Linked DNA regions of Homo sapiens: region 1 is linked to region 2. A link is a loop called in an ENCODE intact Hi-C map of the cell type or tissue named here. Cell type or tissue: psoas muscle. All regions are shown on one strand. Each heading gives the region's core, and the rest is flanking DNA. Links, peaks and the distances in the headings are about the cores only. Region 1 overlaps LOC105371956 (a long non-coding RNA gene). Region 2 has its middle 420 kb from the start of METTL4.

Region 1 (4,402 bases), core at 216-4,215, 59 kb before region 2:
ATCACAGCTGATATAATTCATAGGAACTATTACATCATTTTTCTTTGGAAGTTTGAAATAAAGAGTTGAAACCAGTTTCTGAGAGAAACTACTGTTATCTGATAAAATAATTTATGAGGCAATAATGAGGGAAATGTTAATGAACATTCCCAGATTATGTACATCTAGCCTTCTTTCCTGAACCTTCCTGAGTGCAAATAGATCATGTATTACTGATTCCCTAGTAATGGATAAGTCATCATTAGGACCTAAGGTGTTCCAATGTGGAAATTGCTATTAATACTTTTGGCATCCTATATTAAATGTGTTCTTTAATAGAATGATTACTTCTTATTTATATAAAAAATACCTTATCATTATTTTTATTATTATTATTTTTTTAAGACAGAGTCTTGTTCTATTGCCCAGGCTGAAGTGCAGTGGCAACATCACAGCTCACTGCAACCTCCACCTCCTGGGTTCAAGCGATTCTCCTGCATGAGCCTCCTGAGTAGCTGAGACTCTAGGCATGCACCACCATGCCTGGCTAATTTTTGTATTTTTTTTTAGTAGAGATCAGGTTTCACCATGTTGGGCAAGCTGGTCTTGAACTCCTGACCTCCCTTTGATCCACCTGCCTTGGCCTCCCAAGGTGCTGGGATAACTGGTGTGAGCCACCACGCCCAGCCAAAATACTTTATCATTATTTAAAGCCCAAATACACTGACACGCATGGTCCCAATTTCTGAGCTTAAGAACAATTTAACCAAACTACAATTTCAAAGTAATGCATGATGCTAACAACATCATAGTGTGAAAATGAAAGTGTTCCTTGGTAGCCTGAGACACAATGTCCTATCCAGACACAGGCACATGGAAAATAGGTATCAAAAGCAAGGCCTCTGTCAGTTGTGATGAAGGATTCTGCCCTTTGCAATAAACACAGTTGTCTGGCATGAGTCAGAAAAGTTGCTTTCTCCTGAACGACAGCACTAACCAGTTTGTCATCTTGCTAATGGCTAGTTCTCTTCACCATTCCATCAGTGATATGGTTTGGCTGTGTCCCCACCCAAATGTCATCTTGAATTGTAGCTCCCATAATTCCCACATGTTGTGAGAGGGACCCAGTGGAAGATAATTGAATCACGGGAAGGGTTCCCCATACTGTTGCCCTGAAAGTGAAGAAGTCTCACGATATCTGATGGTTTAACAAGGGGTTTCCACTTTTGCTTGGCTCTCATTCTCTTTTGCCGCCACCATGTTAAGAAGTGCCTTTTGCCTTCCACCAAGATTGTGAGGCCTCTCCAGCCGTGTAGAACTGTGAGTCCGTTAAGCCTCTTTTTCTTTACAAATTACCCAGTCTCGGGTATGTCTTTATCAACAGTGAATGTTGAATGATGAATACAGTCAGTTTTGCTGAGTCTCATCTCTAAGGCTGTTGGAGGCTGCTGCACTGCTGCACTGCTCCACTGACTGTGGCCTGTCTCTGCGTGAGAGTCAGTGCAACTATTCTAGGCTTAGTGACAGAGAACATGAACAATTCACTCTCCCCTCAATCCCAGTGCACAGAAGGGAGGAACTGGAGAAGTTTATTTCAGTTAATGAATCACATAGAAGCTGATAACATAATCAAGAGAGAAGAGACAGAAACAATGATCCAGTGTTGCCCTTGGTCCAATTGAGGACTCAATATGTTTTTCCTGTTTTTACTAACTGCCATTTCTTTTTCCTTATGTAGTCTGCCTTAACATAACTACTCCCTCAAGAACATTACCAAATTTCTTGAAACTCTCTCAGTTTTCCTCCTTTCTGGTCCTCTCTCTCCTTGCTCAAGCCTGAACCAATGGCTCTCAGGCTGACTGCCCAGCTGTCATCACAGGAACTTGCTTCATTCCTCTCCTGAGCAGGATCAACTGTTTCCTCATTGCCATCTGTTGTTCTGGCTTGCTTTGCTCCTCATTTCACTCTAGTTCATCTTTAAGTAATTTCTTACGTAAGACTTAGGACTTAGGAAGTATGGTAGGTAACTTTCTGAGCCTTTGACCATCTGGAAATGTTGCTAACCTATTGTGCACTTGATTGTAAGATTGGCTGGGCATAGAATTCTAGGTTAAAATAATCTTCCTTCAGATTTTTTAAACTATGGCCTTGCTGTCCTCTGGTGCAAGATATACATGTTGAGAAATCAGATGCAGTTCCAACCTTCTTGTTGTTTTTCTCTGAAATTGTTCAGGAAATATTCTTTGCTCTTGATATTCTAGAACTGAAAGTGTCAATCTTACCCAACCTCTTCCCTGATTTAAGGAAAACCCACTTCAAACAAACTTAGAGACTTCGAATCTTTCCAAAGTTTCATTAGAATGAGTTAGCTTCTGTTTAACACAGGACACCACAACAGAAATGTATCATGGCATCTCTTTGGTGCTAAAAACATTGAAGAAATTGTGAAATTGCATTTTCAAAATTATGTGTTGTGGATAGAGTTATTATTTACCCAAGTATCCATTTTTATAAGTTGTTTCCTAAAACAAGCATCAAACACTCACATAGCACTTACTATATATTATAAAACATTCTAAATACGTTACAGCTTGCTCTTACACCGTGTAATTCTCATAACAGCCCTGTGAGAGAGCTTCTGTTATTATCTCTATTTTGGAGATGAGCAAACTGAGAACCAGAGGGGTTAAACTATTCATAAAGAAAACACAGCTAGTGTAGAGTAAATACACCTTATAGCAATAACAAGCAAACCCTTAGAATGACCGTGTATGGCACATGCACCTGACTATGTGCTCTGAGCTAGGGAATCCAGAAGTGGCCAACTCAGAGATACATTTGTTATCTATGAGAAACATCTGGCACCCCATTCACTGCCCCCCCACCCACTCACCCGCTGCCCACTGCCCCACCATCATCCTGTGGAATACAAGCTGTACAGGGGATTGAGGCCCTGAGTTTTGGGTTAAATGAAGGTTGCCAGGTGGAGGGTGTTAGGGCGGGTGTTGAATGAAAATGCTGTATCAACTGCATGCTGTTTACAAGCAGTTGTGGTTTTCCTGCCCAGCCCACTGCCACTGAACTGCAGGAAGTGGGGTATGCTGTCCAGCCCACCACCATGGACTCTCTCCCCTGTATATAATCCCTTAGTATAAGCCATGTCTTGCTTTCTGGTTCTGGGTCTCTTCTTCCACCTCTTGAACCTGGTGCCTTCCCTAATGAGGTTAAGAGGGGTTCGGTACAACCGCTGGTAAATGGCTGATTCAGGATTTGCACCCAGGAAATCTTGCTGAGGAGACCATAAGCACTGAGGTATGTTGCCTCTCATGAGCTAAACACATCAGGCTCTTTAAACATTATCTTACCTTACAGTTATACAATGAGCATTTGAACATGACAAATGAATAAAAAGCCCTAACATGAAAAGATGATGCTGTTTATGCTCCCATCTTCCTCAAAGTAGTGCTTCCTAAATTGTGTAAGTTCTTCACCTACTTAGCATTCAATACATTTGGAGCCTTAGTGAGTGTTAAATTGATGCTTCTGCTGCTGACACTGCTCTAAGCCTTGCAGTATAATGAGGCCCTCAGAAGAAAAGAAACCACTTATTTTATTAGTCAACTCAAAACATCTTTCCCTCTATTTTACAGATAAATCGAATCAGCATAAATGCTCAAGACTATACAATTTCCAGAAATTTAAGATTTTAAGTATCTTTTTAGAAGAGAATAGTTTGCATTGACTAATATTTAATTTTGAAATTTCCCCTTCTCTCCTGGGTTTTTTGATTTTAAATAAGAAAAAAAACTTAACAAAGGTCGTGTTTTAAAGTATTATTTTTTATCTTCCTATCTATTTTCACAAAGTCATTCAGTGAGCTTCACCTTTCATTTTTTATCTGCTCCATCCCAGAACCAATATCTTCCTCAGGGAGCCATCCTGGTGGCTTGACCCCCATGTGACCTAGGTTTCAGTCCCACCTCTGACTCTTCGTAACTATGAAACCTGAAGCAAATTAAGTACCACCTTCTCTGAAATTCAGTTTTCTCATTTATAAAGAATTAATAATTTCTCCCTTGCAGACTTGTTGTGAAAATTAGTGGCAACATACATGAAGGATTTGATCCAGAATGTATACTCAGTAGACAGCATTTGTTCTATCTCAGTATGTCTTAAGAAAAAGAAGATGCATTTTGTCTTTAAATGCAAATGGTCTAACTAGAAGTTTTACCATAAACTAAGTATCCCAAAGTTTGAAAAAAAAATCAAGAGATAATTCCTGGAGTCAAGCCTCTCTACTCCAAGTCATGAAAATGAGTTCAACATCTCAAGAATGAGATTTGTTAAATTGATCGTTTGGGATGAAATCAAGCAAAGAGAATACTAGGCAAACTTTTAAGATTTCTTCCTAAATACAGATCTC
Region 2 (4,402 bases), core at 174-4,173:
AAAGAAGCCAGCATCCTCTCATCACCATTTCAGCAATTTTCCCCTCACAGGCCATTCATGAGATGTGCTACAGTGCACTTTTTCAGTTTATCTGATGAAGTGCCCTTCAAATTTGATGCAGGGCCTCCATCTTGAGGTACTTTTCCAGAGGCAGTGATGACTAAGCCCTGGGCTATCCCCAGTATCTCATTTCGTTGCCTTTGAGTTGCCAGGTGCTCCATCTGCAAGGTGGATGATTAGAGCTGTGGGTCCAGCTCTAGTCAGGAAGTCAGGAAACAATGTACACCAGCCTGTTCATGGGCTGAACTCTAGATCTTGACCACACCAGCATGGAAGTAACTAAACACAGACACGACTTATATTAGGATTTGTTTGTTTGTTTGTTTGTTTGTTGGAGACAGGGCCTGGCTCTGTCGCCCAGGCTGGAGTGCAGTGGCATGATCATAGCTCACTGCAGCCTCAAACTCCTGGCCTCAAACCATCCTTCTGCCTCAGCCTCCCAACTACCTAGGACTACAAGCACATACTAACAGGCCAGGCTAATTTTTAAAATTTGTTTTTGGAGATGGGGTCTTGCTGTGTTGCCCAGGCTAGTCTTGAATTCCTGGCCGCAAGAGATCCTCCCATCCCATTCTCCCAAAGTGCTGACATTACAGGAATGAGCCACCATGCTCAGCCCCTATCAATATTTTTAATAACCGTTTGTAGCAAAACTTTTTTTTGAGACAGGGTTTTGCTCTGCTGCACAGTGTAACAAAACTTTTAAGAAACCCCAAAACATGGACTGACTGAGCTACCTAAAAGTATTAGTCACCCAATCTTCAGCAAACAGTTAACAGCAAAAATAAATATATCTTCTCATGGCAGCCCAAAAAAATAAATAAGTGAAGGAACATTATACAGGGAAACCGCAGTGCATTGACTTTACCTTTATGATGATTTTATATACCAGCATCATAAAAAATTTCCTAAAGGCTAAGCTGAAACTAAACTGCTGCTCTGATCCATGAATATACCAACATTCAAAATAAATCAAACACATCAGGAAGATCCGTGCCTTTCCCTTATACTCCTGGTTTGAAACACCAGTGGAAAGGACAAAAAATAAACTTTGATTATCAAGAATTTCTTGAAAAGGAAGAACACACAATAACTATTTTTTTTAAATTATAAGGCAAATACAAAATCTGATTGATTTTAATTGTTTACATTGATTTATATTCTGTTTAATGTTTCCTTTTCTCCCACTAAATTGCTGTGGAAACCTCATTTAATAGATAAGAAAACAGTATATGGAATTAATCATTGCTAATTAAATTGCATTTAACATCTGCTGAAGACTTAGAAATGTGAAGGTTTGCGGGAGATTTTGAATCTTTATTCTCATCTCAGAGCCAGGATATCATCCCCATACCCACAGTATTTGCCAGACAATCGGGATTAGTCAGCCAAGGAAGATGGATGAAGTGTTCCTTTTGTGGGAGCTATTTATGTACTTGTTGGATTGTCACTAAGTAAAGATAGTTTAAATGTGCATTTCCGCAAGGCGAAAGAATGAACCACAGTATCTCAGAGGGTGGCTTGTAACCATATGCTTTTTGATCTATTCAAGTTCTTTCCCCCGACTATTTACAACTAGTTGGAGAGCAAAAGAGTCGGGGAGGCTCCCAGAAATGATGTAATTGAGTATTTCCATTATATTAATGTACTGCTGCATAATAAACCGCCCCAAAACTTAGAGGCTTAAACCAATGACTTATTATTTCTCATGATTCTGAGCTTGATTGGGTAATATTTCTTCTCTTTGTGGTGAGGCTAGAATCATTCATTCGGCTGCATTTAACTGGGAGCTTTGCCTCCCTGAAGTACCTCCCATCATTCAGCAGTTTAGCCCAAACTTCTTTATGACACAGCCCCTGGCCTCAAACTCCTGGCCTCAAGCCATCCTTCTGGCTTCCAAGAGGGAGTGTTACAAATGTGCAGCACTCAGCATGCCTCCACTTGCTTCATGCATGTACCAATGGCCAGAGCAAGTCCCATGGCTGAGCTCAGCAGCAGTCATGAAGAGGATTGCACAGAGTATAAATATCAGGAGTGCGGTCATTGGGGAGCACCAACATTGCAACCTCTTCCATCCAGTCCTCTAGTGAAGGCAAAATACCTCAAACTAAGTAGACACCTCGATTATCCTTCAACATGTTAATCAGATGGAACACATTAGCACAACAGCTCATTTAAATGCAAGACAATATTTGTTAGAAAGTGCTTCCTCTGCCTCCTTCCAACTTCCACCCATTAATTCTATTCCTGCTTTCTTAAGAAACAGAAAAGACTAATTTATTTTCTCTTTCCAAAGATAACACTTAAAAATCCATTAAAAGGATGTCATGTTTCTCCAAACTCTTTCAAGAGTCCATGTCTTCTATTTTCTGGCCACAGCATTTTCAGTTTCTTCCCACTAGCCTGGTCAAACTACCAACGGCAATGGATAGCTCAGTTCTATTTAAGATAAGCTTGGCTGTTCTCTTAAGTGTCTTGCAGCAGAAATACTGGCCCATTCAAAATAGTTGGGCTAACTTTTAAAACAACAACTAAGCGTCTTCCAAGACAGTTACAAAAGACTAAATAAAACACAGAGGAAAACAAAAAAGAGGGAGCTCAAAATGGGAGCTTGGCTCTGACAGGTGAATTTTCACACAGAACTGCGGCACTGAGAACAAAACTAGCCTAGAACCACTTGTGCTATGTCATGTGGAGGTCATTCAAATGCACAGGATACAGAAACTCTTCAACGGTCTAGTCATTTCACACTACGTCGAAGCAAACCACAAAAGCAGGCCCAGGAAATTAGATTTCTCCAAGGATGGACCCAGACGACTCAGCCTGAATAAAATGATCCAAGTATGATTCTGATCCTATTCAGATATTCCCCCAGGAATACTCCAGAAGGTCTCTACAAATTCAAGTCTTTTGCAATAAACTACAGAGGCCAGAAAAGACTACAACCACTCTTGCCCAACTCAGACTATTTCAGGAAACTGTCAAACCCAAAATTGTACATTGCCTATGGAGAATTATCTGGATCTGTGAAATCATTCACTTGAACTGATTTGCTGGAGGACTTTTAGGTCAGATATATAGGTAACCTCACACTGGAACCAGCTAAACAGAAACATAAATGACAGACAAACCTCTAATCCATGCTGCAGCCAAAACAATAATAAGGCGCTATGAATTCAAGTCTCTTCTGCAGTACTAGGCAACTAAGGGCAATTGGCTGATGGCATCTGGGTCTCTTCATCAATAATATTTCCATACTAAGACTTGATAATTTGAGAAAAAAACTTAGCCTCAAGTCCTGGTTAAGTCTCTGTTAGTTCAAAACCTCTCTGCTCTCCTAATTTAATATTGTTATTAGTTGAACTCCATAAAAACGAGCTCTAAGACAAAGACAAGCACACAAGAAATTTATTGAAAAACTCTTGGGACCAATATTTGTGTAAGGAAAGGAAAGGGAACAAAGCATGGTTGGGCAGAAGCAGAAGATGACTTCAACAAAGACCTCGGCTAACCCCTTGGGGAACTCAAGCTGGGATGACCCTTCTGGGTCCAGAGTAGGGCTGTGAAGGACAGGGCTTTACACATTTGCATTGACATTCATAGGATGCCACCTTCCCTGGAAAGGGGCGTGATCTTGAGCAAGGAAGGCCTCTCAACCAAGGCACTTTGCAGAAGGCTATGAGCTGAGGTGTGTCTTCTTATACCACTTCCAGCAGCTGGAGAATAAGTATTTCATTTCAGAAGGAAAATCTGGGCAGCATATGCCAGAGCCAACTCTCCATATTTAATGAGATATTCTTTCTACAGCCTCACGGGTGATGTACAGCTCCCCCACAAAAAAAGTACACACTTTATTTTATACAATTTGACTCATACTCTGTTTAGCCACAGTTTGAGACCAACGTCTAAATTAAGGATTCAGAAACTGCGTTTCAAACTGATTAGGTAGCTTCATATCCAAAATTCATACCAGATACATCAAATTCGTAAGTGCTCCTTCTTTCTGAATCCCTAATGCAATTGTCTTTGGGGCAAATATTTAATAAAAATACCACTGGCGTAATCAGGTTGCATCTGCTGAACAGGTCTACACAGAAAAATTAACAAAGCCAAAGAATAATTTATTGATTTTGAAGCAACTGGCTTTTTGAACAAGATTTCACTAAATCTTAATATAAAAATATAACAGGACATGAAGATACTATATTATTTTTTATTGTGTCTTTATCCCCCAAAATAAGCAAACAAACAAATAAATAAAACATTGCCCATTGTCGGTTCAGTATGCCCAATTAGTCGGAACAATTGTTTTAGCACTAAGGAGACTTTTTCTTACTCTCAA

What was found. A loop is a pair of places that touch in the nucleus more often than their neighbours do. Peaks named below come from ENCODE experiments on the same cell type or tissue, not always from the same donor. Only the 100,000 strongest peaks of a DNase experiment are listed, where the experiment ranks them.
Region 1: it touches region 2 in a loop (2.3-fold over the local background); 2 of 110 quality-filtered maps call a loop at or near these places.

What each region holds. Positions count from the first base shown.
Region 1 is chr18:2,086,603-2,091,004 of GRCh38, forward strand. The region is part of intron 2 of LOC105371956 (a long non-coding RNA gene); the gene reads right to left. Among named protein-coding and RNA genes, the nearest start is that of METTL4, 480 kb to the right of the region's middle. In psoas muscle, for the core only: no CTCF peak of the experiment used is centred there; a DNase peak (open chromatin) is centred at 1,839.
Region 2 is chr18:2,146,107-2,150,508 of GRCh38, forward strand. No RefSeq gene overlaps it. Among named protein-coding and RNA genes, the nearest start is that of METTL4, 420 kb to the right of the region's middle. In psoas muscle, for the core only: no CTCF peak of the experiment used is centred there; a DNase peak (open chromatin) is centred at 1,955.